4 separate regions of the Mus musculus genome follow, and regions 2, 3 and 4 are each linked to region 1. Evidence: chromatin loops called from intact Hi-C (ENCODE). Cell type or tissue: heart. All regions are shown on one strand. Region 1 overlaps Fam120a (family with sequence similarity 120, member A). Region 2 overlaps Gm40943 (a long non-coding RNA gene). Region 3 holds the start of Fam120a (family with sequence similarity 120, member A). Region 4 has its middle 9.4 kb from the start of Mirlet7a-1.

The links. Hi-C counts contacts between places; a loop is a spot of excess contacts. Peaks named below come from ENCODE experiments on the same cell type or tissue, not always from the same donor. Only the 100,000 strongest peaks of a DNase experiment are listed, where the experiment ranks them.
Region 2: it touches region 1 in a loop (2.5-fold over the local background); 11 of 42 quality-filtered maps call a loop at or near these places.
Region 3: a loop joins it to region 1, with 3 times the contacts of the local background. A loop is called at or near these places in 14 of 42 quality-filtered maps.
Region 4: it touches region 1 in a loop (3-fold over the local background); 2 of 42 quality-filtered maps call a loop at or near these places.

The regions. Positions count from the first base shown.
Region 1 is chr13:48,875,579-48,883,578 of GRCm38, forward strand. Fam120a (family with sequence similarity 120, member A) reads right to left here. Exons shown (of 18, transcript NM_001033268.3): 18 at 3,638-5,517. The coding sequence ends at 5,218. Phf2os1 (a long non-coding RNA gene) reads left to right here. Exons shown (of 2, transcript XR_003950516.1): 2 at 1-2,771. Among named protein-coding and RNA genes, the nearest start is that of Phf2os1, 8.6 kb to the left of the region's middle. In heart, no CTCF peak of the experiment used is centred here; DNase peaks (open chromatin) are centred at 2,418 and 3,193; H3K4me3 peaks cover 1,065 bases; H3K27ac peaks cover 1,096 bases.
Region 2 is chr13:49,169,573-49,177,572 of GRCm38, forward strand. It overlaps Gm40943 (a long non-coding RNA gene), which reads right to left. Exons shown (of 2, transcript XR_873377.1): 2 at 236-546. Among named protein-coding and RNA genes, the nearest start is that of Gm40942, 9.9 kb to the left of the region's middle. In heart, CTCF peaks have their summits at 411 and 3,834 (motif pointing left); DNase peaks (open chromatin) are centred at 419 and 3,829; H3K27me3 peaks cover 472 bases.
Region 3 is chr13:48,963,952-48,971,951 of GRCm38, forward strand. Fam120a (family with sequence similarity 120, member A) reads right to left here and starts at 4,109. Exons shown (of 18, transcript NM_001033268.3): 1 at 3,404-4,109. The coding sequence starts at 3,877. Fam120aos (family with sequence similarity 120A, opposite strand) reads left to right here and starts at 4,161. Exons shown (of 2, transcript NR_015601.1): 1 at 4,161-4,653; 2 at 4,987-5,954. In heart, CTCF peaks have their summits at 1,645, 3,734 and 4,585; DNase peaks (open chromatin) are centred at 1,850, 2,950, 3,460, 4,360 and 2 weaker places; H3K4me3 peaks cover 4,516 bases; H3K27ac peaks cover 4,451 bases.
Region 4 is chr13:48,543,697-48,551,696 of GRCm38, forward strand. No RefSeq gene overlaps it. Among named protein-coding and RNA genes, the nearest start is that of Mirlet7a-1, 9.4 kb to the left of the region's middle. In heart, a CTCF peak has its summit at 3,013; DNase peaks (open chromatin) are centred at 2,335 and 2,985; H3K4me3 peaks cover 3,476 bases; H3K27ac peaks cover 2,749 bases.

The DNA of each region.
Region 1 (8,000 bases):
TACCAGAATTCCTTTTTTGGTATTTTTTGTTTGTTTGGGGTTTTTTTTTTGGGGGGGGGGTTTGTTTTGGGTTTTTTTGGTATGCTGTTTATTGTTAGTATATGGAAACAAAACTGATTTTCAGTGTTGATCTCGTGTATTGCTCTTTACTGAATCATGTCTGTTAACAAAGGGTGTGCCTGAGTGCACACTCATGCAGCTGTAGAGTGTTTAGGCCTGGCCCTGCCTAATGGCTTCCACCTGTCCTCCAAATCATCCCATAGTGTGGCTTCCCTGGTACCTACTCCATGGACCTTTTCATCTGCTTTGCTCTTCTTCCTGGAACCCTCCACTCCTTCTATCTCATTTTTTACACTGATTCCTTTTTACTTGTGTACTTAGTTTGTGATCCTGCTCTTTCCACTCAGGTGATGTTTCACAGCCCCAGAGAACTCTGCCTTCTGCAGCAGGCTCAGTGCCAGCCCCTGGAGTGATCAGTCAGGGCATCAAAGACTGGATAAACATTCCTCTACCCAGGGAAAATCATATCTGTTGGTTGGTCCAGATATATGGGGTTTGGAGCACTTGTGCCAGGCTCACCGTGGTAACTTGGTTTAGACCCTCAGTCTGAAATTCCATCTCCCGTTGTACAAAAGTGGCAAGACCACTGTAGTTCTGATTCCTTAGACAGGTTCATTCTCTATAGAACCACAACTGTTCACATTCCATCCTATGGCACTTCCAACTCCAGAAGCTAGGGGAAAAAAAGTAAATGTGGGCGAGCCAGGCCCTGCTGGGAACAGAGAGGAAGGTGGCCCTACTGTGGGCGTGAGGCCCTGCTGGAAACAGAGAGGAAATTGCCCTTACTGTGGTCTCCGAAGCTTCCATTTACCAGACATATGAAAATCCAGAGATCGGGAAGCCTCGGATAACAGAAATTTACCATCTCTGATCCTGGAAGCCCAAAGATGAAGGGTCTGCAGGACTGTAGTCCTTCAGAGGTACCAGCGAAGGATCTGTGGCCCCTGTCTACCTTCTCACAGCTTTCTGAGCTATGTCACCCCAGACTTGCTATGGCCTTGGCTCTGTGCTTCTGTGTTCAAGTTCCCTTTTTATAAGAACACTGCTTATACTGGATGAGTGTCCATCGTACTCCAACATGACCTTGTCCCCACTCCTTCGCTAACTGCATCTGCAGAGACCTTATTTCCAAATAAGGTCACATTCTGAGATCCTAGGAGTTATGTCCTGGCCCAGTGAGTTAGAGAAGAGAGGAGCTTGGTTCAGACCCTAATGTAGGTTGCCACATCTTTACAAAAAGCTTCCACATGACCTCACCGGAGAGCTTCTAGGTTACTTCAGCCTGAGCCATAGCCATAGGTTCCTGAAAGAGCTCAATGGGGTGGTAACAAGGAGCCTGGGCACCCTAATGTGGGTCTCTGGGAAATGCTTGAACAATACCAACCACACAGCAAACCATGTGTGGAGGACACAGGTAGGGTTGGCAGACCCATGACAAGAAGACCCTGTCCACCACAGAAGTGCCAAGCAGTCAGCAGAAAGCGTGTTCCCAAAATATCCTGGAAAGGTGTAGGCTTGAGGACAATAAGTTAACACATTCTAGCTGGCCACTGGTGCCTGTCCTGCAGGAAGAAGGGTTGGCATAGGCTGACTGCATCCCTTCTGTCCATGTAAGTGCTGTATGGATGAAGGTATAGGGATTACCCAACATTCTCTGTCAGATAAAGTGAAAAATTGAGCTACATTAACCATATCCATCAAATGCTTAGACCCCTGGAAATTAAGGCCATATAAATGAAAACGCCTATTTTTTTGCCTGTCAAAAAGCTAGTACACTGGCCTTGCCCAGCAACTGGGCCAATTCATACAAATAGCTCATGTGCTCTAAGGGCCAGGACTAAGCAGCAATTGCAGGACTCACTTAGGGGGTGGTATGTACACCTCTCTATCTCCCGTCCTTATATTTTGCTTATTAAATGTAAACATGTGTTTAGCTCCCCCATTTTAGAAGAAGTCCTTCAAGGTGCAGGCTCTGTGCTTTGTCCCTTGGAGGAAGAGCAAGGGCTGGTAAAAATGCTACACACGAACCTTAAACAAGCAAGCAGAATGTCCCCTCTGTGCTGAGGAGAAAAGGAAAATAAGTCTTTCATCAAAAAAGACCCGGTGTTCACAATAGTTGTTTCCAAGATGGCAGAGTTAAAGCCAAAAAATCATAAAAGTTCCTTTTAAAAAGGAAAAACAACCCCTCTTACACACACCCCAAAACCCCAAACAACCTACCAAGAACATCAGACTTACCACTGTTTGCCATTAGACCAAGAACAACACCAGGTTGAGTTCATATTAAGTGTGTACAAAGCCTCAAATTTGGCCCTGAGTTCTGGACAGTGCCACATATGGCCAAAGTCCCTTGAGCATCTTGGCACTGGTCCCCCCACTGACCCTTCAATTCCAGTGGTGTGGGAAAAAGTCAGTGTGTCTCTGGCAAAGTGAGGGTCCAGGCCCATATCCCTGGAGCCTCCAGAATCCTCTCCTTCCTGCTCAAGCCTAAACTTCCAGTCCTTAAGTAAGGTGGAGGCATACCTTGGAGCCAAGAAGTCTCTTAGGCTTAGAGCAAATGTAATCCAAGTGATATATTGCTGTCCCCAAGTAAGGCGGTCTGAAGATCCAGAATAATAAGGTTTGTGACTGTTACTGAGGGGGTAAGGGGGAGACCCTATGAGGGTGCCATGGGAGAAGGTATTTTCAGAATAAAAGTTTTCTGTACTCCAGTTGCTGGGACATTCTTTTGGGCTCCAGAGTGGCCAGTCTTCCCTGGGACCGTGGGTTTTCTAAGATGATACAGGCCTGGCTACCAAACACAGCCAAAGGTTCTGGGGGCTTGTTGTGGACAGCAGTACCAAGTTTCACTCTCACCGAGACCCTGGAGACCAAATTAGCAAAATCGGACAAGAGGTTATCTCCTCCGTAATTTGGAAGCCACAATACAGTAGGCGCACGCCGGTGGGGTTGGCCAGAGCCCTGTGGCTGAGCCTCCGATCATTCGTAGGGCCTATGAAGGCCGCGAGGCAGCGGGAACCAGCCTGCGCAAGGTCCCAGACGCGGCTCTTTAAGCCGTGAGCCTGACAGACCGAGCAGGCGCAGTCTCGGGACTCGTCACGTGGTTCCGCCCTGGCGCTGCAGCGTAAGAAGCCAGTGGCTTTGGGTATGGTTCGGCTCCGCCCCGAGATGCGCGCGCATCTGCTGCACAATCGCCCCCGCCCGTAAAGCACGCGTCCTCTGCTCGGAGCAGGCGCTCCAGTAGCTCCTTGGCCGCTTTGCTGGGCACGCTTGAACTAGGCTGCAGAGAACCAGCCAAAGGGCAGCGACACTTGTAACTCTACATTTAAAAACAAAGATTTCCCCGTTAGGCCTTTATAAAGCTACTTTGTACTTCGCAGCCTGATTGGTCAGAGGAACGCAAAAGCTGTGCTCTGCATAATTTTCATATTAACCATTAAGGTTCCTCTAAAATTACTTTGACAGGGCTTGGTAATTCTAAACTTAATGTTGTCTTATGGAGCTCTTCATGAGCTACCTAAATTTAAACCTCTGTAAAATTCATACTTTACAAGTGAATTTAAAAGCCACACCATACTTTATACTAAAAGAATAAAGATTTTTATTAAGCATTGTAAGTTGCATTCAATAGCCTCTGGATAAACCACACCACAATCCATCAACAGTCAATCAGACCCAACAGCAGTTCATTCTTCACAATCCATGAGTTAGGGCGGAACTCCCTTCAACTTACAGTGAGGTCCTACTTAGCTCTTGCGGGCAGGGGCTGGGGAGTTACACCTCATTTCTGATCACTAATGTGATGAAGAGCATCGGAAGTAGATGAAACATAAGAAGTGATTCTGATTCAAAGTACATTGTTTGGAAACAGTAACAAAACATCAAAATGATCGAAGTCTACCTGCTTCTACTAAGTTCCTGATGGGACACTTCTCAAGAACAAGCAATTTGTTTCCTGCTACAGAAGGGGAAGGGGGTGTTTTGTTTTTTAAGATCATAGGGGGTTTCTTTCTTTACAGAATTTCATATTTTGCTAATATGAATATGAAGGCATAAAACAGCAACAAAGAACAATAATGCACACAGCAGTGAGTACACCAGGGTAATGTTGATATTCCAAACGGCTAGATAATTTTGGGGGGTTTAGAATAAATGCAACAGAGGTCAATAATCACAAAATTTTAAGGTTAGAGCAAGATCAGTCAATGACTAAACAGAGTTAACATCTTTTATAGGACTATTACTGATTATTAGCATTTTGTTTTGCAAATGGGCACATACTGGTAAGAATGGAAGAAAGGACAATAACATGCATAATATTAACTACACACTTTAAAAATTATGAACCATGCAGAAGATTAGCTCAAGTAGTAGCACTAATGGTCTACGTCCGATTCAAAACCACGTAGCTCACTGATCACAGATGCATGGTATTAGTCACGAGGTTTCAGAACACATTGTGTTGACTTTGAAAGGTCATTTGCATCTTCTATGATTTCAACGTAATCTCCATTGAACTTGCTTGTAAAGGATGTATGATGTACTGTGTATTCAAAATCAGCACAACAGCAGTTTAATCTATAATTTTTTTAGTTTTGATAGTTGCACTTTTTTTAACACAAAAGAACCACATCAACAGTGATGAGATTTAAGTAAGAAAGAAACTGTGGTTGTGCCTTACTTCTCTCATAATCATAAATCAAAGCCTCAAAACACAGCTTCATTGTGAAACAGTAATGCAAAATCAAATATAGTGGCATACATATGGTGCCAAATGCTAAAAATTATATTTTAAGCTATATATACTTAAACACTGCCAAAATTTGTTTTCTTTATAGTTCAAGAAACACAACTCTAGGCTTTTGTCGTAACCAGTTTAAACTTTGTGTACTTCATTTTTAAGTGCGGGAGTCAAATGCTCTTCATTTTCTTTCTCTTTTTTGTTTTATTGTAGCATTTTGACTACAACTGGTTAAAACTAAAAAAAAAAAAAAAAATGTGTTGTTTATATCTCTGATATCAAAGAGGGATCTGAATTTCCAAAGTCCTCATTTTCTCTTACGGAAAGGACAAAATGTACATAACTGCAGGCTCTCTCTCCAGATGCTCCTGAATCCTTACCCTTCCAGCATCCTTCACCCTCTATAAAAAATAAGTTTACTCTTCTTTATTTAAGACAGCTGCCTCCAGAGCAGCCTCCCTGCGGCAGGCGCTGTCTGTACTTAGTGCATTTAAGTGAGGATTTGTATTGCACGGTTTAGAGTCATTATTCAAGGCACTTTCAGAGTGGCTGGGGACTCTGGGGTCACCCGTGCTCCCATTAAGTTGGGGCACTGGCTTCTCCTCGGCCATCACTCCGTTTTCAGCCAGGGACACAGCAGAGGACTTGGATTCCCCAGATTTCGACTTCAGTTCTTTGGCCACTTCTTCTGCTGAAGCAGCATAAGGAGGCCTGCCCTGTGGGGAAGGAGAGTAACAAGAGTCTCAGGGACGGTAGAGGTGGGGCTGGGATGGGGGACAACACAGATGGACAGGGACACAAATTAGTCATAATGCCTCAGCCAGAGAATTCAAAAGAAAAATTCAGCTCTCTGCTTGCCTTCAGCTGGTGAACCTTCTGTCTAGGCTAATTCCTTCTGTGGATCCTTCTCTCAACACCTCTGCTGGAAACGTTTCTTTTGAAATGACAAAGTCTCACTTGGAGTGCTCTATCTACCCCTTTATGTAGTATCTCATCTTTAAAGTTACAAGCACCTTTTGGTGATTCTCCTCTGAAGTATTAAAGGCTCTCCTCATATTCTCCAAAATGCATACCCAAAACACATACCCCAATCTTTACAAGATAAACCAAGTCACAGCAGGACAACAGCAACACAAAGCAGGGCTGTATGGATAGCAGCACAAAAGCCGTGGACAGGATTCTCCTCTGGATCACCCTTGTTCCCCTACGCAGGTTCAGCCTGACACAACCCTGTATACTTCCCAACAACAAGGCTGAGGTGGTCCTATCTCTCTACCTGGCATGTGACAGACACTGAGGTCTGGCAGTTTTCTGCAGTGAGTGCCCCCACCCTCGAAACAAATAAAATGGTCATCATGTCATGTCAACCAAGGTCTATAAAAGTCACTTAAGACAAATGAGACTGACTGGGAAGTGGGAGCTGAGGAAGGGTCAGGGGATGAGGAGGATCATGGGAGTGATGGTGATACTTGCTCAAGCAAGCTTGAGAACAGACTAAAAAAAACATCATCCTACAGACAGCACCAAAGATGATCCAAACCCTTAACAGACATTTCATCAAGACAACACGGAAGTGAAACAATAATTATACACACAAGAAAAGATGTGTTAAACATTAGAACACCGGGGACACACACACTTGACTACATAACTGTTAAGAGTGGTCAAACAAGCAGGGTAAGAGGGAAAGCAGTGGCCCCTCACTACCAAGAGGAAAATAAAACAGTGCTGCAGCTCAGGAAGGCAGGTCAGAGGCTCAGCACTGAGCTAAGTGCCAGGGATCACAGAGGCGAGAACTTGGGAACTCAAAAGCTTACACACAGTGTTTGTTGTTCATTTCTGGTGCTTGGAATTAAAACTAGGGCCTTGGCAGCACTGTAGCACTGAACTACACTCCCAGCCCCACTGAGACGGCCACAGTTCTGTTACTACAGGGAGGAACTCAAATATGTATTGTGAAGTTAAGGAAGAACAGTCTGAGGAGCTGGAGAGATGGCGGAGTATTGGGTACTTTTCCTAGCACCCACGTGACAGCTTACAACTGTCTATAACTCTAGCTCCACGGGCTCTGACACCCTCACACAGGCATGCATGCAGGCAAAACACCAAGCAATTCTCACAAGTCTGAAAAGGAGCGGGCAGTGGTGGCGCAAGCCTTTAATCCCAGCACTCGGGAGGCAGAGGCAGGCGGATTTCTGAGTTCGAGGCCAGCCTGGTCTACAAAGTGAGTTCCAGGACAGCCAGGGCTACACAGAGAAACCCTGTCTCGAAAAACCAAAAAAAAAGTCTGAAAAGATAATGCTCTCAGGGAAATAGGGTGGAGCAGAAAACCTTTACAGCAGTGACACTGGGGGGAACACAATGGCAGTGCAGACCTGGTCAGCACACTGTGGAGTGTGTGACACCAAGAGTGACAACTGAAACATACTATGAGAGAGGGATTCCGTGTGTCCTGGACGGGCACCAACTGTAACAAGGAGGTCATTCTGACAGGAGACAGGGTAGACAGGAAGGCACAAAGGGAATGCAGTGCTCTAAGGGAATCCACCTGTCTTAGTGCTGTGAGCCTAAAGCTGCTCTAACTTTCGTCTTTTAAAGAACCAAGCAGCTGGGCATGGTGGTCCACACCTGTAATCCCAGCACAAGGGGAGGCAGACAGGTGCTGTGCATGAGAGGCCAGCCTGGGTTACAAAATGAATTCCAGGACAGCCAGGGCTATGTAGAAAGATCCTGTATTAAGAAACCATAAGCCGAGCGTGGTGGCACACGCCTTTAATCCCAGCACTCGGGAGGCAGAGGCAGGCGGATTTCTGAGTTCGAGGCCAGCCTGGTCTACAAAGTGAGTTCCAGGACAGCCAGGTCTACACAGAGAAACCCTGTCTCGAAAAACTAAACAATAAATAAATAAATAAGATTTATTTAAAAAAAAAAAAGAAACCATAAACAAACAAACAAAACCCCCCCCCAAAAAAAAAACAAACAAAAAACCCCAACAACAACTAGGGTTTTTACATGTGTAAAAATACTGCCATTCTGAGTTCAATCAATTCCTAGACTGCACATAAAGGTCAAAGGAAAAGAATGAACGCCAAAGTTCAGATTTTAGCAGCCCATGGCCCACTGGCAGTCCATGGATGCTGATGCATACATCTTATCACTCACATATAATGACAAACAAAAATAAATACATAAGTGTGAC
Region 2 (8,000 bases), 290 kb after region 1:
TTGGCTACAGTTTCTGTTGTACTGTTTTCAGCCAAACAGAGAAGAAACTTTGTAACCACTCACGCGGTCACTCAACTCTGCTGCCCCGCCCCTGCCCCAGACACCTGCCGTTTGTGGCGCCCAGGTGTTGAGTTCTCTGAGTTCCTTGTAAAAACCCTGCTATGAATCCCTTATCAGATACTAGATTTGCAAATACCGTCTCTCTTCTGTGGGTTTCTTTTTCAAACGTTCTATATTTTGATGGAGTCCAGTTTGTGCCCCCCTCCGCTTTGATTGCTTGTGCATGGTAAACCTTTGCCTGATTTCTGCCGCCCCAGCAGTGGACTCCTCTGCCCTCTCTCCTTTCCAACCTTAGGCCAAGACTGCCCTTGAGTCCTCAGAGCCCGATGCGCTGCGACCTCTTCCGGTAGCCTCGGGTATTGCAGACCCTGCCTTCCCATCCTTGGAGGTGGGGCCTGGCCACCTGCCCGAGCCTGTCCATCCATAACAGGGCTGCCCAGCTCAGGGCCATTCAGATTAGGACTTGACAAAGTGGCCTCTGTGCTCCTAGATGGGAAAGAAAAGAAGCAGTGTGAACTCTCTAAGACACCCCCAGGCCACCCCCCAGTTTCAAATATCAACCTCATATCACCCTTAGTAGATAAATAAGGATTTATGTCCCCATTCTACAGAGGAAGAAGCTAAAGGCTCAAAAAAGTTAAATGCCTAAGGTCCCAGAAGTAGTGGATGGTGAAGGAGTCATTCATTTATTCACTCAGTGAACATTTTTTGTGATTAGAAAACAGACACCATCCGAATGAGAATTCTTGGCTGAGGAGTGTCAGAAGGAGTCTAGGTCAGTGCCTGAGGCCATTGACATGTGGCGCCACATTTCTACAACAGATAGCTGGGAACTAAAGGCTGAGAAAACTAGAAGAGGAGACTGTGGGCCTCCTGGTCCTACCCCAGTGAGTAGGACCTGCAGGGTCAGGTCAGGTGGCCCTGAAAAACAGGTAGAAGCCCTCAGGAAGGATGCAAAAATTCAGGAGTGTGAGCAAGGCCTTCCGTTCATCCGTGCACATGGAAAGAACATTTCTCTGTGTGTTTGACTCACACATTTGCACAGAGACACTCCGGGAAGAAACAGACCTGAATTCAAAAATAAGCGTGCTTGCCTGGGAGAGTTGGGGGCTGAGCAGGTGGAGTCATTTTAGAATCCAAACAGTCACTTGATATGGCTATTCCAAAAATGAAGTTGAAACGGAGGATGCCGAACACATCCTGCAACTGGTGACAGGCAAGGCTCAGTGAGAACACCGAAAACCATCAAGATGGACGCTCTGCGTGGGCGGACCGTGTGCCACGAGAATTCTACTGCAACTTGTCTATTAGAGAAAAAGGAAGAGGTGGGGGCATGGCTCAGTGGTAGAGCACCTGATTAAAAGCCCCCACCCCTGGTAGTGAGGGGTTGGGTTGCCTTGGCATTAGGGCATCTGCCTAGCACCGCACCCAGTGAGGAGCACCTGCCAAGAATCACCCAGTGAGGGCCTTGGGGTGTGTTTCAGCAGAGAATGCTTGTTTAGTATTCAGGAGGCCCTGGGTCCCCAATACTGCAAAAAGAAAAAAGAAGGGAAAAAGAGATAAGGGAGTGGAAGGAAGAGGAGTGGAGGAGGAAAAAAAGGAGAGGGGAGGTCTGTTGGGCTGAGCGCTGTTTAATGGGACACTTGAGGCAGATGGCACAAGCAATGGGTGTCTACAGTGTGATGGGGTCAGAGACCTGCAGAAGGATGGATTCGCTTGACCTTGCACAAACCAGGGCACTCAAGTGTCAGTTGGTGCGGAACCCCTGCAGACCACTGCTGAGCACAAAAGGAGCTCTCCAGATCTGAAGTTCTAAGGCAGAAGACATTTTGAACTTGCTCCCAGTGATGGTATTTCTGGGCCCACTTAGTGAACCACTGGCCTCCATAGCCTCTGGTCACACTGGGGACCTCAGGAACAAGAAGACAGTTTCACAATAGACCACTGAATTTCAGGCTGTATAATTGGGCTATACTGTGTAAGGTTCAGACGTTACTAGAACTGGCTAAATAAAATACAGGTCTGTGTCATAGAGGTGGCTCAATGGCCATTTCATCCTTCCTGAGACCCAAAAAAACCTCAACTTTTGGTTGAAAACAACTGCAATAGAAACTGCCATCTCCCAAATTCTCTTGTAGCTAGGTAGAGCTGCCCAAGGCCAGTCTGGCCATTGGATGTAAGTAAGGGCATCTAGAAAGTTCCAGAAAGCTCCAAGAGTATGTGTGTGTGGGGGAGTGCCTTTCTTTTTCTCATTCCTTGTTGCTGGCTGAGCTGAAAGCTAGATGTCTGGAACACAAGCATCTCTGTGGGGGCAGGAAGTGGGGTTATCTCCTGAGACTAGCCAAGGAGGAAGAGAGGAAAGTGAGTTCCTAAGGGTGTGCTATTCCCACCCCCAGCCTTTCCTGAACCTCAGCGTGGTTTTTAATGCTCAGGAAGAAATGTCTTATTAAGAACTGGTGCTTCACTTTTTGTGGTACTCACAGTCACACTGGGCCCTGAATGGCAAAATGTATGCAGTGCCTGCCCTGGGGCCTGGCACATATAAGATGCCAACTGAGCATCTGACCAAGTCACACAGCTATGACCAGAACTAGAAAGGGCTGGATCTAGACGGCATCTTTAGGACTCCTGTGAGGCTGGGAAACAAAGAGACAAGGAAAATTAAAAATCCTACACAGCCCCCGCTGTAGCCCGGGGCCCGAGGGGTCATGAGCTACCAACCTTCAAAGGCCACGCTGCCCACACAATGATCGTCCCAGCTGGCACAGGGCATCACCTAACAAGAAGCCATGTGTCAGCCGCACGCCTCTCTGACCACACGGTCTGCCCATTGCATGCGTTTTTCCTCTGGGTGATGTGTGCACCAGCTCTCTTTTCCTGGCCATCTGCTGTTTGGGTGGCAGGCAAGCCCTCTAGGTGCCAACAGAATGGCAGCCAGTGACAGGAACAGCTCCACAGGAAAATGGGGCTGTGTGTGGGAGGCCCAAATGTTGGACTACAGCCTACAGGGTGGACAGGGTGCCAGGTATGGGAACTGGTATCGTCAGCATCCCAGCCCAGGGTCTGACTGAGCCTTAGTCTCCAGATCCCAGAGTGAGTACTTCTATATGGGAATGTTTATGGGAGAACTGAGAGTGGAGAGACATTTGAGAGGTGGGGCGGGAGTGAGGACCACTAAAGTCACAGTCAATGTCACCCCAGCCTAGCACCAGCAAACTTCTAAGCACGTATGCAGGCTCTGGAGGGCTCCATTTCCGGTCATTCTGAGCTTCACTCTGTCCTAACACTGAGCAGGTGCCAGGGGGTGACCCTTACCCTCCCCCCACCCCCACCCCCCATCATCTCTTCACTCACTGGGTAGCATGTTGTATCTGCCCCTGTGCATGACATAATCAAGACATGGGTAGAACTCACTTGGCCATCAGCAGATGACGAGGTAAGCGACTTACTTGTCTATCCACATTCTATTCAACCCTGAAAAGGAAGGAAGTCCAGACTCTGACATGCTATGTGGACACTGTGGGGGTTGGGAAAAAGAAGTCAGTTCCAGGAGAACCACACGGTGTGTAGCTTTACTGAAATGAGGTCTCTAGAGTGGTCAGAACCAGGGAAACAAAATAAGCAGATTGGGGCTGTTGCCAGCTTTTAGTTTATGGGAAAATGAAAGGGTCTAGAGATTTGTAGCATCGCTGAGCACGAAAGGCCTGGGAAAGGTCCCAGCCAGGAGCACAGAGGAGCCCGGCGTCCCACAGCGTCTCAGCGCCCTCTGCTGGTCAAGTCTGGTGAAGCGCTCAGCGGGAAGAACTGCAGTACCTTGGAGCCTGAAGGCCAGCAGGGGATTAGAGGCCTCTGAAAAGTGCAACCCTGAAATGTGGTTAACTGGACTTCATGAAATTGGGTTATCAGAAGCCACCATTAAGAAAATGAGAGAAGGGCTGGAGAGATGGGCTTAGCGGTTAAGAGCACTGACTGCTCTTTCAGAGGTCCTGAGTTCAACTCCCAGCAACCACATGGTGGCTCACAACCATCTATAATGGGATCTGATGCCCTCTTCTGGTGTGTCTGAAGACGGCAACCGTGTTCTCATACATTAAATGAATAAATAAACCTTTAAAAAGAAAAAAAAAAAAAGGAAACAGAGAAGACAGGCAAGCGGGATGTGGGTCTCAGCCTCTTAGGAAGGGAGGGGTGAGATGCTGGGGTACAGGACGGGGAAAAAGATTTATAAAACATGTATCAGAAAAAGATATGTCAATAATATAAAGACTTGAAAAAAACAACACAGAAAAGATGAAAAACTAAGTTTTTAGATTTAGAAACCACAAAGAGATGTGAAAGTCAGGCCTGTGGCAAACACCTGGAATCCCAGCCTCTCCATAGAGAGCAGGAGAGTTGTGAGCTCAAGAGCAACCTGGACAACCTGATGAGAACTGCCTCAACATAAGGGTGGCCCTTGTCTAGCATGTATCTGACCCTCTGTTCGATCCCTAGTACCAAACCAAGGAAAGGGATGGGGGAGGGGGAGAAGAGGAAGAGGAGAAGGAGGTAGAGAAAGAGGAGAAAGAGGAGCTACAGCAGATTTAAGAACAGCTAGTGGGGGCTGAGAGGTAACTCGGGTTAAAAGCACTGGCTGCTCTTCCAGAAGACCCAGGTTCAATCCCCAGCACCCACATGTCTGCTTACAAACCATCTCTAACTCTAGTTCCAGGGCATCCAATGCCTCCTCTTGGGATCTAAAGGCACCAGGAATGCACATGTTGCAAAACAACCAAATACAAAACAACCAAATACAGCAGCTAGTCCACGCTCTGCCTCAAGCGTCTCCCGGGGAGAAGAAGGGCTCGTGCAGAGTATAACTGCACAGTCTCCCATCTGCATCTGATCCTTCCCCTCAGCTACCTGGGTAGAGCTGCGGGCTGGCAGAGGCAGAACTCCACCCGACCCCCGACTCCCCACCCAGCCTGTCTCTTTGAGTCCTTCACAGGATGCTGTGATGGCTGGCATTCTGTCACCACCTGCAGCCCCAGGGCAGAAGGGAACCGAGGGAACACACATTCCCTCAGGATTGGCTGGGGTCTCACAGAGGCTGCAGTCCAGATGGTGTTGGGCTGGGGTTCTGCCTTCCAGGTGAATCTTGCTTAGGATAAGTTGGTCCTGCTATGCATTCACATGGGTGCCTCCCGGGGCTTCTTGAGTCACCTCTGCTGTGACATGTCGGCCACACAAACCAGCCCTAAGTTACTCCAAGAAACGATCCCACTAGATCTGAGTATAGGAGCAAGGACCACCAGCCACCGAGTCAAGAATCGGCTTTTTAGAAATTAATTATTGAGGCTGGAGAGATAGCTCGGTGGTTAAGAGCACTGACTGCTCTTCCAGAGATCCTGAGTTCAATTCTCAACAACCACATGGTGGCTCACAACCATCTGTAACGGGATCCGATGCCCTCTTCTGGTGTGTCTGAAGACAGCTACAGTGTACTCACATACATTACATAAATAAATAAATACATCTTTTTTTTTTTAAAGAAATTCTTTAATCAGCTAAAGACGTGCACAGTCAGCTACTAGAAGTTAGCTCCATCATTTTTAGAAGACATGATGAAAAGAGACAGTAACAGTGACAATCAGGTTGGATAAGCCATGGAGTGACCATAAAATAGAATAAAATAGAGTTGTCTATGGTTGTATGCCACAAAATAATGTTTTGACATGTGAGGTCACCACGGTGCCTGTATTCCTAGCATCCATCTGAGAGACTGAAGCCAGGGGATTGGAAATCAGCTTTGGCTACACAGTGAGAGCCTGTCTCAAAAAATAAATGTTATGGCTTGGAAAGATGCGGCCACAGAACATGGTTTAAGGAGAAAGTGGCACAGATGGAAAGATTCTTGTGTTGCAACGGATCCTCATCGGAAGGCACCGGAAACAGATGAGAAGACATGCTTCCGGGTTTGGTGGCAGATCGGCAGGTGTCAGACCCTCCCCTTGCCCCGTGGGGAAGGGCTTTCTCAGCTCACCTGTCTTTCTGCATCAGCTGAAAGCAGGCAGCAGGCATTGTGGCCGGTTCCCAGCTGTGCCTACACATGTGCTCCGCTTGTGTTTCTGGGAGCTTCTGTTATCCACTGCGGGAGGAACATGTCTGGGATACTGTGGTCCCAGAAGCAGGAGGAACTACCCAAGAGCAGCAGCCAAGTGAACAAACAGACCTGGTGCACCAAAATCAGCCCCATGCTGGCCAAGGAACAGGAGTCAGACGTAAACACCACAGAGGATGTCTCCCAGGCCCAGTGGTGGTTACCGACCGAATGAGGACATTTGTTATTTCTGGGCAGGAGTAATTTTTCCCCCTCATTCACTTTGGTTTTCTATGTTTTCTAACAGAGAACATGCTTTTATAATGATAAGAAAAGAAAATAAGTACGCATCTATTTAAATCAAGCTCTGGGAAAGTTTATATAGAAGACACAGTGTGGGTGGAGCGCAGGGGAGAGGTGGTTCAGTTGGATGAAGCATTTGACTCACAAGGGTCAGGATCTGTGTTTGGATCCCCCAGAACCCATTTAAGGTCGGTGGGCTGTAGCTCTCATCTATGATTCCAGTGCTCCTATGGCGGGGTGGGAGGCAGAGATGAGAATCCCAGGAAGGTCAAGAGCCAGCTAGCCCAATGCATGCATCATGTATGTAAACATGTGTGCAACATGTATGTAAACATGTGTATAAGCATGTATGTAAACCTGTGTGTGAACATGTGTGCAACATGTATGTGAACATGTGTGCAGCATGTATGTAAACATGTGTATAAACATGTATGCCACAGACATCATTGCAAGCAAGTAAGAAGGTGAGGACCAACAAACACTCAAAGCTTTTCAAGTTCTTACTCCACTTACACCCTGTGGTTTACATATGCCCCCACAAACATAGACACATGTACTATACACACACTATACACAGAAAGAAAATACAACTTGGTGAGGTTTGGTGGCAGAAGGCTGAGGCAGGAGCGTGGTGAATTTGAGATAAGCCTAAGCTGTATAATGAGGCACCATATCAAAATAGGTAGATGGATAGATGGATAGATAGATGGTTGATAGACAGGTAGATGACACATGGACAGGTAGGATGGATGGATAGACAGACAGATAACAAGTGACGAATAGGTAGATAGATAGATAGATAGATAGATAGATAGGTTGATTGACAAACTGATAGACAGACAGACAGATGATATATTGAAAACAAACCCTTGTCCTGTCCATTCCCGGCCTCGTACAGACATTCTGGAACCCACAATAATCACAGGGGCTTAGATAGCCTGTCTTTTCTCTGCAGTCTTTTGTAAACACGTATCTATGTTGGTGCCTGGCCTCAATAGCCAGTGACTGTCACAACATCCCACTGAGTGAATACAATATATAATTCAGTGTGCTTAAGTCACTCCCACTCTTGGAAACCTAAATTATTCCTTGGTTGTTATGCCTAAGGCTACCTTGTGGGCAGAAGTTAGACTCTACACAAGCAAGTGAAGAGACCCAAACCTGGGAGATGCCTTATCACAAACCTTTGCTCATGTTAAAGAAAAAGAAATTCTGTACCAGCCAAGCCTTTAAGTTTCCAATCTCTGTTTATAACAACTCAGTGTTTTATTAATCTCTCCAAGACTGTGTCAGTATTGGTTTTAAACATACAGATGCTATATAATTCCTAACAGATGAACTGTGTTTTGGCCATGGTTGGGATCCATTCCTGGACTGCATGTGTTGGGATCTGATTGTCATCGTGTGGTACTTATTAAAAGTGGAAAGGAGGGCTGGAGAGATGGCTCAGCGGTTAAGAGCACTGACTGCTCTTCTGGAGGTTCTGAGTTCAAATCCCAGCAACCACATGGTGGCTCACAACCATCCGTAATGAGATCTGATGCCCTCTTCTGGTGTGTCT
Region 3 (8,000 bases), 88 kb after region 1:
CTGACACTTTGAGAACTTGGCTTGCATGTATGTATACACGTGTGATGCATGTGTGTGCATGTGAATACACACATGCTGTGTGGAAGCCAGGGGTTGACGGGTGTCTTCACATGGAACTTACTGGTCAGCAAGCCATGGGGATCTTGTCACCCTACCAGCACTGTGGTTGGAGCTACACAGTGCAATACTCAGCTTTTTCTGTGGGTGTTGGGGTTCTACTTTAGACCCTCTTTCTGTACAGCAGGCACTGCCAGTACTGAGCCACCTCCACAACTGCTCGTTGTTTTGTGGGTGAAGGTGGTGGGTTTTTTCCTAAGGCAAGTTCTCATGGAGCCTAGGATGGCCACTACCAGGCTACGCAGGCAAGGATAGCTCTGAACTTCTGCTCCTCCTACCCTACGTTCTGAGTACTGAGACTAGAGGTGTGTGCCACTATGTCCAGTTTTTGCAGTGCTGGGCATGGACCCCTAGACTTCACACATGTGGGGCAAACATTCTCAGGCCCAACACCAGTGTCTATGGGAATAAAGTTTCATTAAGAAGATACCAATTGGCCCTGGAAGAGCACTAGCTCCTCCGGAGGACCTGAGTTCAATTCCCAGCAACCACACGGTAGCTCACAACAATCTGTAACTCCGATTCCAGGAAATCCAACGTCTTATTCTGACCTTTCAAGGCACCAGGCACAAAAGAGGTGCACAGACATAATGCAGGCAGAACACCCAGAAACATTATAAATAAAATAAGGACCACCCAATTCCAGCTGCTCGCCCATTCTGGAAGATAGTGATAGTGCATCACTGGTTAAGTATCTGTGAGCCTCCAGAAAACATTTAAAAATCCAACACACAGACACACACATTGAAACATACACTTTCTTAAACAGAGACCACCGAAGATAATTTTTATGACTCCAAAATCATCCTTTTTAAAACATACACAATCATTACTTTAAACACTATCTTTAGTTTAATGTGTGAGAATGTTCTGCTTGCTTGTATGCACCTGTGCCACTTTCCCGTCTGGTGCTGTGGAAGTCAGAGGAGGGCTTCAGATGCCCTGGAGCTGGAGTATTAGATGATCAGGAGCCACCACGTGGGTGCTGGGAATCATGTGGGCCCTCTGCAAAAGCATGTGCCCTAACCACAAAGCCATCGCCCAGGCCCGCAAATCACCCTTGTGATACTGCACTACCCTCAGGGATGCTGAAGTACACAGGACTGCTCTCTTGTTTTAAAATAGTTCCCAGAATTCTGTCTCTGCTTTTTACAGCTTCACATCTTCTCTCTGGTGCCACCTTTTGCTATTAATGGAGCTCCTGCCTCCAGCAAACTATCTTTTTCACCTCTCCTCAGAGTTGAGAAAGTGGACAGCCAGGATTGCTAGAATTGCATCTACAAAGACTAGAGAAGGCTGAGAGACAGAGCAGGCAGGAAAGGCAACACTGTCTCAGGAGTGCACACACACACAACAGATATAGAGACAAGGACAGACAGAGGAGACTCTAATCTGAAGTAATATTCAATCTTTTATTGAATGTCTCTGCTGACTAAAAATACAGCCCTGTGCAGTTAGCAAAAGCAGGTAAAATAAAACTCTTTTTGTGTCTTAGATGTTACTTCCCATCACTAAGCAACACTAAAGCAGGTCCATTTCCAGGCTGTCCACTAGAGGTAGATCACAGAGCAACAGCTTTGCTTTCCCCCTCTGAGAGCCCCAGGCTACAGAGAAAAAGTGAGAGGCACACACTGCCTCTCACACGAACTCCCTAAGAAATGTCAGGCTGTGTATCTGCCATATTCCTGGGCCAATCACCAGGCATCCAGCCACCCCCACCCACACACTTAAACACAACTTCACCAATTGCAACAGGACCCTGGGTGGGACTTCCGCAATCATTTTAGGCTTAACTACCACCATCACCACTGCCAGCAGGGATGGTCAGGAAGAGGGAGACATGCTAAAAGTTGTAACTCAAGCTCAGTTTCCAAAGAAAAGAGCAAGTTGGAAGACAGTAGCAAGTCTTAAAAACTCAAACAGCCTCACCCCTCCCCAAAGAAGTGTTTAAAAAAAAAATCATGAAAATGCAAAGCTATTCAAAGTTGAGGATCAGTTAGGTGCTCGGCTCTCAATCAACCTCGGAGCCCTTAAGTTCTCTGGCCCAATTCTGGCTGCAGAACCTTCTGCCAACGGGACAGCAGAGGGCTAACATGTGGAGCTCTCCCTCCTTACCCACCAATCAGGGCTAGTGAAGGTCACTCAACACTTCCTGTGCAGCAGAAAAACAGCTCTCACAAGCTCCTGCCTATGCCAAACGACCCCCAAATTCTTCTTCCTGGTCCTAATTGCTACCTTCATAGTAGACATACAGAACTGAACCACTTTAAAACTCAGAGAACTGACAAGAGCCCATCTCATCAAATTCACAGTACCATGAAATCTAAAACCAAAACGTTACCATAGACAATTTCTCCAAACATCTCATTTTCAAAGGTAGAAGAGCAGGGCATCTGCCTTGAGAATTAAGAGATCAGCCCTGGTTTATAACAAGGTTCCTTCCTCTCCCACAGCTTTGGAGGCTCTGTTTTCAGCTTCCTGTGCCTAAGGTCCTGGCAATATACTCTCATTATTTATTCTCCAGACTTCCAAGATAAACCTGTTGCTGGGAAAGAGTGGGTTAATTTCGACAGATGGGTATATGCTTAAGGATAAGGCCAGTGGGTAGCCTGTCGGCCTCTCAGGGGAGGAGAAAGACTGAGGATGTGGGAGACGACACCACCGATCCCACTTTGGGTGAGGGTCTATCCACCAGCCTCAAGTGTCATATGAACAAGTCTATGGGCCCACAGAGGCCAGAGAGTAGGGAGGAATGTGGTGGGTAGACTTCAACCACACCAGGCCTAAAGGCCCGGGCATCCATCTTGCTCTAGGGCCCCTCTGCCTAGCTTGCATCAAGCCTGGGCATGGTGACACGCTATGTCCCGAGAGGGGCCCTGAGAGACACTGAAGCCTGCTGAGGCCTTCCACGGGCAGGGGCACCCAGGACTCACTCTGGGCTAGGCTGGGCTTCCCGGAACTAGTTCAGCGCTGACAGTGACCTAAGAGACCTCCCAAGTCCAACCCAAATCCAAGCCCAAAAAGACCCTAGGCCAAGCCCCAAACCCCTGGGCCAAGGAACCTCAGACTCAACTCTGATCGCTACCCAAGCAATCCCAGGCCCAGCCCGAAGCGCGAAGAGGCCTGTAGCCCAACTGTGACTCCTGTCCAAGTGACCCCAGACCCCAACCCTGACCCAAACCCGAAGGGAATCGGTCCAAAGGGCACCAGGCCCGATCCTGACTCAGGCCCAAAGAGACCCCAGCCCCAGCCCTGGGAGACCCCGGCGAACCGGCTGCAGCCGCACCTTGACGTGGAAGCGGATGAGCGCCAGGCGGATGCAGTGGGCCATACAGACCGGAGGCAGGAACCAGACCTTGGGCGGTGGCGTGCCCTTGTTCTGGACATGGCTGACGATCTGCTGCGCTGTCTGGCGCTCGTTGCCCTGCCGCTTGACCCACTCGTGCAGCCGGGCCTTCTCGAGCGCGCCATTGAAGAAGACGAAGAGCTCGATGTTGCCTCCGAAGCAGGCCTTGGCCAGAGCCGCCAGGTAGCCGAGCATGTGGTTCCACTGGCCGCCGCTCACCCAGTCGGTGTAGAAGCCACCGTACAGGCGATGCAGGCAGTTGTCGGCATCCACCAGCAGGCGCAGCGGGGTCTGCGGGGGCCGCTGCCGCCCGCCGCCCACCAGGCTGCCCCGGGCCAGCTTCTGCAGCTCCACCGGCACCACGGCGCTCGGACAGTGCTTCTCGATGTAGTCCTGGAAGCCCTGCACGCCCATGGCGGCGGCGGCGGGGCGCGCGCGCGCGGGCGGCGGCGGGGCCGGCGGCGGCGGGGCTGGGGGCGGCAGGGCCGTGGCGCGGCCGGCGGGCGCGGGCAGCCTCAGGGCTGGCTGGGGCTGGCCGGGGGCGCGCTCACGGCCGCCGCGGCCGCCATGTGCTGCCGCCTCCCAGGGCCATGTCTGGGGAGGGACCTGCGCCGCCGCCGCGCTCTGCGAGGCCGAGGCCGAAGCTGGGCCGGGCGGGGCGGCGCTGACGTCGGGCCCGCCCGCGCGGACGCGGGAGGCGGAAGAGGCGGCGCCGGGGCCGCGGCCGGGCTCCCGGGGCGGCGGCGGCGGGGCGGAGAAGGCGGAGCGCTACTCGGCTTGTCGGGCCCTTTAGGGGGCCGCAGCCGGGCGGGTTCGGGGAGGCGCCTGGGCCCGTGCAGGCCGCGCCCGGAGGCCGCGGCCTCCGAGGCTGGCTCCGCCCCGCTCGCGGCTGCGGGCCCGGTAGGCGTGGCCGGCAGCCAGCGCTCCTCCTCCGCCGCGTGTGTCGCGCGGCGGGGTTAGGGGGAGCCTGGAGCCCGGGAGCGCGAGCCGCGGAGGAGGACGGCGGCGACAAGATGGCGTCGCTCCCGGGACGGGACGGCGGCTTCACGGCCTGGTGTCGGGACCCGGCTGAGGAGACTCCCCGAGAGGGGCAAGCCTCCCCGGCGTGCGCCGCCCTCCGGAGACGAGCGGACGTGCGCTGCCTCCAGGGGCTCGGGCTGCGAGGGTCCGGCTAAACCCAGGCGCCGACGGTACGTATGCTGAGCCAGGACCAAACGTTCTGAAGGAGAAGCTGTCCGCTGGGGACCTGGGCACGTAGCTCAGTTGGCACAGTGCTTGTCTGGGATCTTCGATCGCCCAGGGTTCGATTCCCGCGTGTTGCTTAGGCCGTAATCCCAGCATTCTGAAGTGGAGAGTAGAGGATCAGAGAAGTTCAAGGTCATTCCATCCAATTGGAAGCCAGCCTGGGCTACATGAAACCCGCCTCCCGCTCCCCCTTCCCCCAAGAAAAAGGAGCGGTTTTTTTTGTTTGTTTTGTTTTGTTTTTTTGCTTACCTTCAATTTTTCATCTGTTCTTTTTCTAGACAAGCCGCTGCTGGAGCGGGGTGCACTGGACACAGGAGTGACCCATCCATCGCACAGAACACCAAGTTCATGCAGACTCAAAGCCCCCCATCAGAGTCTTCGAGAATAGGCAAACTGAATTCTATAGTTTCTTTTAATTTTTTTTTCTTTTAAAGACTATTTTTATTCTTTGACAGTTTCATGCGTGTATACAATGAACTGTGATCATAACACCCCATTCTTCCACCAATCTCAAACACAGGCTCCTGTGATGTAGACAGATGAAATGCGCTTAGGGCCTTGATGGATTTTCCTTAATTTTTTTAAACCCGATACGTTATGCCACTTATGTATAAAATTAGTGATGAGGCCACTAGTCCGCCTAGCTGAGTAGAAAACTTAATCCCAGAGTAAGTAATTCCATGTCATTTAGAAATTAAGATTACACTTAAAGCCTCACTAAATAATAACATCCCCCAAAATAATCAAGTTTTATGTAATTCACAGCTAGTATACAAGATTGCACATGAATCACTTGTATTTTCTTAACAAGATTACATTCCATATATATTTCATTCACTTGTTTAGGTTTGTGTTTATTTTTGTTGTGGTTTCTTGTTTGCTGGCCTGCTTGGGCTAGCCCTTTGCCATCCTGACTGCCTGGCCTGTTTTTTATTTCTTTTAAACATTACTGCTTTTATTTATTTATTTTAAAAAGGGAGAGGGGAGAAAGCTTTTGTGCTAGCACCCATGATTTTGGAATTAAGCATACATTTTATTTTAAGACCGTAGGATGGTGATCCTTCTAAAAGAAAGTATCACTCTCCTTAAGAGAGCCTTGGCTTTCTGTGGCCTCCCAGGTTGTTATACAGATGTTAGCAATGCCAGCTTTTGTAGTCACTTCTGTACTCTGTGATTGTATAGACTGTGCTTTGGAATTTTGAGAACTTTAAAATTCATTTTCATAATAAAAGCCCTCAAAATTTCATCATGCTTGCTTTCCCTGTTTAACTGTGTATGCCCTCCAAACTTATTAATGATTGGGAAATTGTTTGGCTAACAACGCTATAAAGAAAATTCAGGAGTTGAGTGATGTTTAAATTTTCTAAATATCTAAATCCTATTTGAAAAATACTAAATCTTAGAGTCTGCTTGGGAATACAATATGATTAGGGACTTTTTTTTCTCCATTTAGGGCTGTATTAGAGAAACTTTTCATGAAGTGATTACCACACTACTGAGGGGAAAAATAAATGAATAATACTGCATGACCATAGACTTCCAAGAATTCTCACCCTTTTAATTCCAGAACTCAGGATGCAGAGGCAGGTGGACCTGGGTGAATTGAAGGACAATCTTCTGTACCTAATGAGTTCCAGGTCACCAGTGCTACACAGAGAGACAGAGAGACCCTGTCTCCCCGACTGCCTCCAAAAAAAAAAAAAGGATTATGACTACTAGATTAATAGAGAGAGCCAGCCAGCCACAGAGCACAGAACTTAAGCAGGCGGGGGCGGGGGGGGGGGGGGGGCGGGAGTTTACTCTCAGCATTTCAACTTGTTTCCCATCGGCTAATTTACTTACAGCTTAAAGCAGGAAAATGTTGCCCTTTTTTTGGTTTGGGAGTTGGGGTTGGGTTTTGGGAATTTTCGAGGTTTCACTCATAGCCCAAGATGCCCTGGACCCCACTGTGCAGCCAGCCAGCCTCAATATACAGCAATCATCCTCAGCCCCCTGAGACCTGGGATTGCAAGTGCAGGGCATGTTGCCCGCCCAACATGATGCCTACCCGACACGCCCCGAGATCAGGAGGAGAGATCAGGAGGAGACACGGTATTCCCGCTGGGGTTTGATTCCTGGGGTGTGCCTAGCCCTAACCTGTGCCTGGGTGCGACTTCAGAGTCCCCACAGAGCATGCGCACGCTTGGTCTGCATGCAGTCTCAGGCTGTTCTAGTCTGGGGGCTTCTGGTACTCTGGGATTAAGCTTTCTACTCAGCTAGGCGGACTAGAAATGTTCTCTTCACAGCTGCGAATTCATTTTCGCTTTGAGCTGTTTTAAAAATACATTTTATGGGAAAGTAAGATTCTAACTTTTGGGTGTGTCTTAATTAGGCTTTCTCTTGCTGTGGTGGAACACCAGGACCAAAAGCAGCTTGGGTTGGAAAGTATTTCTTTCACTTACACTTGAGCTTTCCTTACTGAAGGGAAATCGAAGCAAGACCTCAAACAAAGCAGGCACCTAAGGCAGGAAGGAGCTAATGCAGTGGCTGCAAACGGTGACTGCTCATTGGCTTGCTCGGCCAGCTTGCTTTTATAACCCAACCACCAGGCCAGGAATGACTCCACCCACAAATGGCTGGGCCCTCCCACGTTAATCATTAAGAAAATGCCTTACAGACTTGTGTACAGCCTGATCTTGAAGAGGCATTTTCTCAGTTGAAATCCCTTCTCTTAGATGACTCTGGCTTGTGTCGAGTTGACATAAAACTAGCCAGTACAGCACAGATAAAGAGAAGAGTCCTAACCAGGTGGTGTGGTGCCCGCCTGTGATCCCAGCATTCTGAGTTCAAGGACAGCTGGGTCTATCTACAGAGTAGGTTCCAAGATAGGGCTAGACAGAGAAACCCTATCTTGAAAGACCAAAAAAGACGATGAAGAAAGAAAAGAGCAAATTCCTGGAATGGTTACTATGTGAAGAGCTACTTCCCATGTCAGCCATAAGTCCCTGCATGTCCTTGAGGCTGGAATTGCCCCTTGCTTGCCCATCTGTACTAATTGAGGTTGTTTGGTGTTCCTTATGTCCTATGTGCCGAATGCTGGCACCTAAAACCTCTTCTCTAGCACCCCTCTTTCCTGAAGCTAGAGATTGGGGACCATGCCTTGTGGACTTCCACCCAGGACTCCTAAACTCTGTTTTAGGCTAGGATAGAAGAGGAGAAAAGAGAAGTGTCTGACTTTGCACTGGAACCCAGGATCCTAGTAAGAAAATTTTTCTGAATCAACAAGTCTTATCTTTTTCCCCTCAAATAGTGA
Region 4 (8,000 bases), 330 kb before region 1:
GCACATTATTTCGTATTTTAAATCTTCCTAAAAGTTTCTGATCACCACATACTAAGTGATTCAGGATACATTATTTGGAACATTCATTGGTGGTGCTTCCATCTAGCCTCCTTTATTTGAAACAGGGTCTTATACAGCTCAGGATGGCCTGGAACCTTCTACATAGCTGAGGATAACCTCTAACAGTGCAGGGATTGCAGGCAGGAACTGGAGATGGAACCCAGGGCTTGAGGCATGGCTGGCAAGTACTCTTTATCAACTGAGTGAGCTACACCTCCAGCTCTGGCTTTGTAGTATTTTTAAAAAGGCTTCTTTTTTTTAATTATTTTGTATTATGTCTGCACAAATGTGGACATCGAAGGATAACTTGGAGTCAGTTCTCTCCTCCCACCATGTGGGTGAGTCCCAAGGATTCAAACTTGGGTCACTGTCAGGTATGATGCTAAGTGCCTTCAACCACTTATCTATCTGCACAATTGTCACCAACTCACACTGGTTCTGTAACATTAGTTACTGAAATAAAAGGAACTTGATATTTAGGATGCTATTCTCTAAACCAATTAGTTTCCTTAGTTCTGGAGGAGGTTTACTAGGGACATTTCCCAGGACCCTCAAGAAATCTAAATGAGACTTACTAACATTAAATTATTATGAGCATTTATTTTATTAGTACTGGAAACTCAACCCACCAATTCAGGCATGTCTGACAAGCTTTCTATCACTGAGCAACAACTCCAGCAGGACCATTTGTTTTAATACTTCACTCTGTGAACTGAAGTACTTTTTTTTGTTGTTTGTTTGTTTTTGAAACAGGTTTTATCTGTGCAGTCCTGGCTGTCCTGGAACTTGCTCTGTAGATCAGGCTGCCCTCAAAACTCTTGAGATCCACCTGCCTCTGCCTCCTGAGTGCTGGGATTAAACTTGTGTGCCAACACCTTCTTTATAGCCACATGTTTTGCATTCCTCTACCTTTCCAGCTTGAAAAATTACTAAGTCTCAAATCAGCACAACTTCAATTTATAGTGGGGGAGGGCACAGCTTGCTTCAAGTCTACAAAACTATCAATTTCTACAATAAAATTACCCATAGGGTAAAATGCACGCCCCATCTACACAATTTTGATAACACTTTTTAGACCCGACTTAATTTGGAAGATTTCTATTCTCTAATTAAAGTTCTTACATTTCCAACTAGTATTTTTGTTACACTAACAATTTCAAATTTCCCAAATATTACTGCTTCAACTGACAGAACCTAATGAAAGGCCAGAATGCTGAAAAATCTGTATTAAACTAACTTTTCTTTTTTTGGCTTTTTTCGAGACAGGGTTTCTCTGTGTAGCCCTGGCTGTCCTGATACTCACTTTGTAGACCAGGCTAGCCTAGAACTCAGATATCCGCCTGCCTCTGCCTCCCAAGTGCTGGGATTAAAGGCGTGCCCGGCTAAACTAACTTTTCTTATAAAAAGATTGTTTACTTGTTCAATTTTCTTCACAAGATTATCAGGCAATCAAAAACAAGAACACTAATGTTTTAAACTTCAAAAACAGGTTGCCAATATTTTTCAACAGTTAAAAAAGCAATCTGTCATCGTCTTCCATTTTAACTAAGTTTCTAAAGTTTTTCTCCGCCCCCCCTTGTCCTTTCATAATTATCCTTTTAACACAAAAAGTTGAAAACTACAACACAGACGATCACTTCTGACACAGACCCTGCACTAACAAGCGGGATCACCGAAGGGCAGTCCTGGCCAAGGGCATAAAGGTTACCACCCTGCCTCCGCTAAAGAGCGCGCCGAGAGATAAGTTTTCTTAGCCGGCCTCCGAGAGGCCACCCGCTTCCAAGAGTTTGCAGCCTCCCCAGTCAAAAGGCCAGTCTCGTTTCCGGTGCCACCGAGCTGCAAATCTCCTACCCCATCCCCTGGGATACAGTTTCCTCCCGCTCTCGCGCTCCCCTCCCCCTGGCCAAGGACGGGCAGCCGCAGCGATCCTCCAGCCCCAGCAGCTGCTCCAGGCCCTCAGGCCGCAGTTGGCCGAGCGGAGCAGGGGCAAGCAGCCAGCGTTGGCTCTCCGTTCCCTCCCTGCCAGCGCCTTCCCGCCCCGCCCCGTCCCTCCCCGCCCCCCGCACTTCCTACCTTCCTCCATCCCACCCCCCCCAACCAAAGCCAAGGTCTCCCCGGCCCACAAACCTGACGGCGGAAGTGACGTCATAGAGGCCCGGCTACGTCCGCAGCCAGTCACGCCACAGCGGGGAGGTAGCCCCGACCAACCGGCGCGAGCCAGAGGGCGGGACTTCCGTCCGCCGCAAGTTTGATTGAAGCGGCGGGGGAGGGGCGAGGTGAGGAATGTGAAGAATGACCCCCCTCCCCCGCCCGGTCGCCGAGGAGCTGGGCGGGAAGCGGAGGGGGCTGGGGCAGGCCAGCGGCCACGCGGCACCCCTCCCCCGCCCGAGCCCCAAGGCCCACGGCATCCGTGGGCCACCGGCCCCGGGGCCACCCGCCTGCCCGAGGCGCCCAGGCCATCCCACGGGTCCCAGGGTGCGGCGCGGCAGCCCCCAAGTCTTCCCTCCTGGTCGCCCGCTGCCGCCGCCGCTGAGTCTGGAGGAGGGAAAAATGGCGACGTCCCCGCGCTCGCCTTCACGCCCGCAGTACCCACCTCAAGCTCGCGGATAAAGGCGTCCCGCTGCCGCCACGGGAAATGGTCTGGCTTTCCCCCCACCGTGGCCCTCCACCGCCGCGCCCGGGAGAGAGCAGCGCGCGAGAACCCGGATGGAAGCGCGGGCGGGCGGGCGCCGCCTCGGCGGCCTGAGGGAAGGCTACGCGCGCGCCGGGAATCCGAGGCGGGGGCGGGAGCTGCGGGCAGCGCGCATTCCTATTGGCGGACGCTGTTGACGGACGTGTGCCTCGCCCTCTCGCCTTAGCCGGTCGGGGCTCACCCGGACCCCCACTGGAGGGTGACGGCTGAGCCCGCCCCCGCCGCGGAGAAGGCGGGTCTGGCCCGCCCACCGTGACAGGCTCCTCTTTCCCTACTGGAGGACCGGGAGAATAGCGAGGACCGTCCTCTGAGTCCCGCCCTCCGCGGTGATGGACAAGTCGTGTCACGTGGCCTCCGTCCGCTCTGCCGGCTGCGAGGCGGGAGGTGCTAGAGTTTTCGGGGCGGTTTTCACGTGTACCCAAGATGTTGGATTCACTCAGTCTTCCCTCTCGGGGGCTCCGGGGCTCGACGCCAAGGCCACTCCATACCTCACTTCACCCATCTGTCACATAAGGAGTTAGGTCTCCTATGGTGTATCTTTTATCTCTTTTATTTTTTTTTTCTTTCCCATGTATTGAAATTTTTGTGCTAAAACTTTTTCAAAGCAATCTTTACGAATTCTTTTTTTTTAAATCAATGCAAAAGCATTTCTTCATTCTTACTGGAACTTTCCATGCACTAGGAGACCTCTCTGCTCTTTGGTGGGTGGGTTGGGGTACTATTTAATGATAGTAGGTTTGCACGGTTTAAAAAAGAGAGTCAAGAGAGTCAAGCATCAACAAAACCCTATGAACATTCATCTGCAATCCATCCAGGGGAAAAAGGCACTGTACACGTCAGCAAAGTGCTTATATTATAAACTCCAACTATAAGCCATCCTAACATTCTCTGTCCAAAGCAAATGACAAGAGAGTTTAGAAGATGGGAGAGTTTGGGACTAAAGTGAACAAGTGAACAAAAAGAAGAGGAGGGTGGTGAACCTTGTGGGATAGGTAGGATATGGGGAGGAAGAGCTTCAACCTTCAGGATATACTGTGAGAAAGAGGATTATAAACCACACGATGTCATCAACTCTTCATACAAAGCTGGACTCCTCACAGTAGGTTTTCCTTCGTAGGCATAGCGGTGTGGATTTTGCTGTTTCGTTTTCTTCCTTTTTTTCTTTCTACTTTTTTTTTTTTTTCAGTAAACAGAAACCTAATTTGAAGGTGACTTACAGAATCAAAATGCCTCAATATAGCCACCTGACTGGCGACGGATGGCTGAAGCTTCTGGTTTCCGTCCTAAGAGAAAGAGACATTCTAGACTATGGGAATTGGGACCTATAAAGTAGGAGTAGCCCACAGAGAAGCCACCCCCTGGGCCCTGAAAGAGCAAATTCCTTCAGCCGAGGTCCTTGGAGAGGCCCACCCTGTGTCCTGGAGGCTTTGCTACCTCAGTTCCGTTCCACCTCTAGCATGACTCCCTCCAAATTTTCTCAGTCCAGACAAACAAGTAATTGTAACCAAAACTGCCAAAGTAAAGCATACATACTTCTCGAAATGTCCTCTGGCCTCTTTGCCTCAGTCCTCCCCTTGTTAAGATCTCCTTTGACCTGTGTCTTCTCTTTTGTCCTTTCGTTCATTGTTCATTGCATGACTTCAAGATGATATATTCACTTCTTGATCTCCCTGCTGTTCATCGATCAGACTCTCCGTCCTTATTCCGGGGTGTGATGGGCCATTTTAGTGTGTCAGTTTGAGCCACCATGCCCCAAGATATCTTATTAAATAATATTGCTGGATGTCTGTGAGGATGTTTCTAGAAGAGATTAACATTTAAAGTGGTAAACTAAGGAAAAACTAATGGCTTTGCCTAATGTGAGTGGATATCATCCAGCCCATCCAGGGCTTGAATGAACCAAAACGGTACAGGGACACAGGGTGGCTGAATTCTCTGCTTTCTGACTCCTAGGCCCTGAGATTTCACCAGCAGCAGCTTGCCTAGGTCTGCAGCTTCCATATGGAAAATTGTGGGCCACGGCCCAGCTAGATGGCTCAGCAGATAAAATGTGCTTGCCGCCAAGGCTGATGACTAAGTTCAGTTCCCAGAATCTGCATGGTAGAAGGGAACCAACTCCTGCCAAGTTGTCCTCTGACCACACAAACGCACACATATATGCTGAGTAAATGAAAAAAATTTTTTTCAAGGAATTAATAGGACTTCTTAGACTTCATAATCATTGATCGAAGAAGACACATACACATTTATACGTAGATGCTCCTTGTCTTGTGATAAAGTTTGGACCCAATAAATCAATATTGTAAGTCAGACTGTCATAAGGTGGGAGCATTGAATACACTACCAGTTCTGCTCTTCTGGTAAACACTGGCTAATACAGCAGATCACCTTTGGCAGTTGGCCTAGGCCTTGTTATAGCCTGGTCTGGTTATCATAAGAATGATATCTGTCAAGCGGGGCAGTGGTGGTCCACGCCTTTAATCCCAGCCCTTGGGAGGCAGAGGCAGGTAGATTTCTGAGTTTGAGGCCAGCCTGGTCTACAGAGTGAGTTCCAGGACAGCCAGGGCTACACAGAGAAACTCTGTCTTGGAAAACAAACAAATAAACAAAAAAAAAAGATATCTGTCAGTGTCTTCCACAACCTCATCTACTCCATAGGCCCCATGACTCCTGAGGGGCCTTAAGTGCTAGTACTCCCCGAGGAGTCACAACAGAAAAAAAAAAAAATTCCACAAGCAGAGACCTCAGGCAGAGAGGGATACTTTCCAAGGTTATCCTTAGAGAGGGGTGGACATCAGTTATACTATCTGTCTCACATTATCTTCCTCAAGGGGTTTACAAACAGGTCATAGCCCAGGGTTCCACGTGTTCCCAGAAATGCTTGTTACTCTCGGGCAATGTTTTAAATCTATCTTAAATTGGCTGACAGCATTCAAAAAAAGATCAAGACGTTTAATTTGAAAATATCTAGATGTCTTGGTTTTCTCAGAAAAAAAAAAAAAAAGGGAATCTCTGCATTCAGTCTGCATTTCAACATGACACTGTACTCTCCGTGCAAGCTGAACTCTCCTGCCTACCAGTCACCAATGAGCCTGCTTCATTTTTATTCTGAGCCTGGTCCCTGAAATCATTGAATGAGTCCTCTGGACTTAAAGCAGTCTCCTCTTGGGGTGGGGGTCAGGGATTGCTCCCGACCCATTTCAAGTGTGAGGTTTCACTGAGCTGACACCTTCACCACAGAGCTGAGAAGGTGGCACAGGCAGAGCAGTACTACAAAAGTCACTATCTAAATGAGGTCAATTAGAGTTCCTTCCTAAGAGTGTATCGGAAATGAGCTCAGAGAAGAGAACCCTCATGACCTCGGCCCCAAAGCGGCAAGGACATAAGGAGAGGCCTATCTGCAAGAGTAGAGAAGCAAGGGGCCTGGGAAGATAGCTCAGTGTGGTCATTAGTTCAGTCAGTCTCAACACCCACATAAAAAGCCAAGTGTGGAAGCAGGCCCCTATTTCCAGGGCTGGGGAGACACCCAGCCAGCCCAGCAGAGTCAGTGAGCTTCAGGTTCAGCGAGAGACCCTGTCTCAGAAAATAAAGGTGACTGGCATTGACTTCTTTCCTCCACATGTACATACATAAGTGCACAAACTACATGTGCATGCACACACACAAACACGCACACACACACACACACACACATTCGCGCACATGGAGAATCAGAGACAAAACGCTGAGAGCGGGGGTTATGACAGAAGCCGAGTCCCTGCATTCTGGGATTCCTGAGATCACAGTGATGAACCAGCCTGCCTCCATCTTAGGCTTGAAGGCTTCTTACAGTAAAGGCAAACTAGGTTCATTCCTCTTTATGATTAAATCTGTTTCTCAAGGATTGGCCTGTAACCTTAACTACAAATAGTTCTGTGCTGCCTGTTCCAGGAAACAACTACGTCCTTGTTTCAAAAAGTTGTAATAACCATCTTGCAACCCTACCATTGTTTGAGAAGATTGCTATGAAGTCCACCTTGTTATGTTTTGCTTCTGTAAACCCCACCTATTTAACTCGACAGTCAAATTCCCCCATTTGGAAACCCCCTACCCCTGAGCTATAGAAACCTTGTCTTCCTCACATTCAATGCTGATCTCTTGAACCCCACTTTTAGGAAGCGACAGCCCATGTACGTGAATAAAGAAGCTTGCTTTAATTAATTGGATGATTTGGGTTGGTGTCTTTCCTTGCACGTTTGGGATTAACAACAGTACCATTTCCCCAGTGTCAGACACAGTTTTCTCTCTATATGGGAAGTACGTGGAGTCTGTGTGAGTCATGTTCAACGGTAAGGAAGTTGGGAGGAGGATGGGCATAATAAGATTCAGAACCCACATTCCAACCATCTACTAACTGCAGCTTTACTTACTCCTGAGTAAAGGGGGTCCCCAAAAATTAGTCAGTAGCTTCCTTACCTAAGTAGCAGAAAGGTGAATCAATCCCCAGAACCCCATAAACTGAACTACATGGTGCATCCCTGTAATCCAGCACTTAGAAGGTGGAGGCAGGAGGATTATAAAGTTCAAGCAATCCTTGTTCAAGTTCAAGGCCAACCTGGGATACAGAATTCAAAGCGTGTACATAACAGGCACCCACAAAGCCTTCCACTTTACTGAGTTTCTGAGTTTCATGGTAGATGTTTAATGAAAACCAACAGACTGGAATTAAAGACCACGCTCCTTCGCAGAACTATAGCAGTGTTCTTTGGGGTTTGGTTTTCAAGTCAGAGATTCACAGGAGACTAAAACTCAGGCCTAGGCCAGGCAGATGTGGATTTGTATATAGCTCACTACCTAAATAAGTGTGTGTTCTGGGGCCAGTTATTTCAATGCACTGACCTCAGAGTTTGCTCATAGAAGAAAGAAGAGTCTCAGCTCTTCCAGTTGTTTTCAGAATTAAATCAAATCCTTAACACAAAACTGTAGCTAATGGGGCATACATAGTAAACTAGTTCAGCAAACTAGTTATTATTGTGATGGAAAAAGAACAGGCCACCAGAGCTAGCCAACAGCTTCCTTTCGGGATTCATGGCTATTATAATTCTTGTGCCTGTCACTTTACTGGGTTAAAATTTGCATAGCAAGTAGTTGGAGACCTCTGTTAGCCTGTTTAGTTGCCCCAAGAACTCACCTACACAACCAGGTCGGGGAAACCTCCTTAAGAAACAATAAGTCGGGCATGGTGGACCACTCCTTTAATCCCAGCACT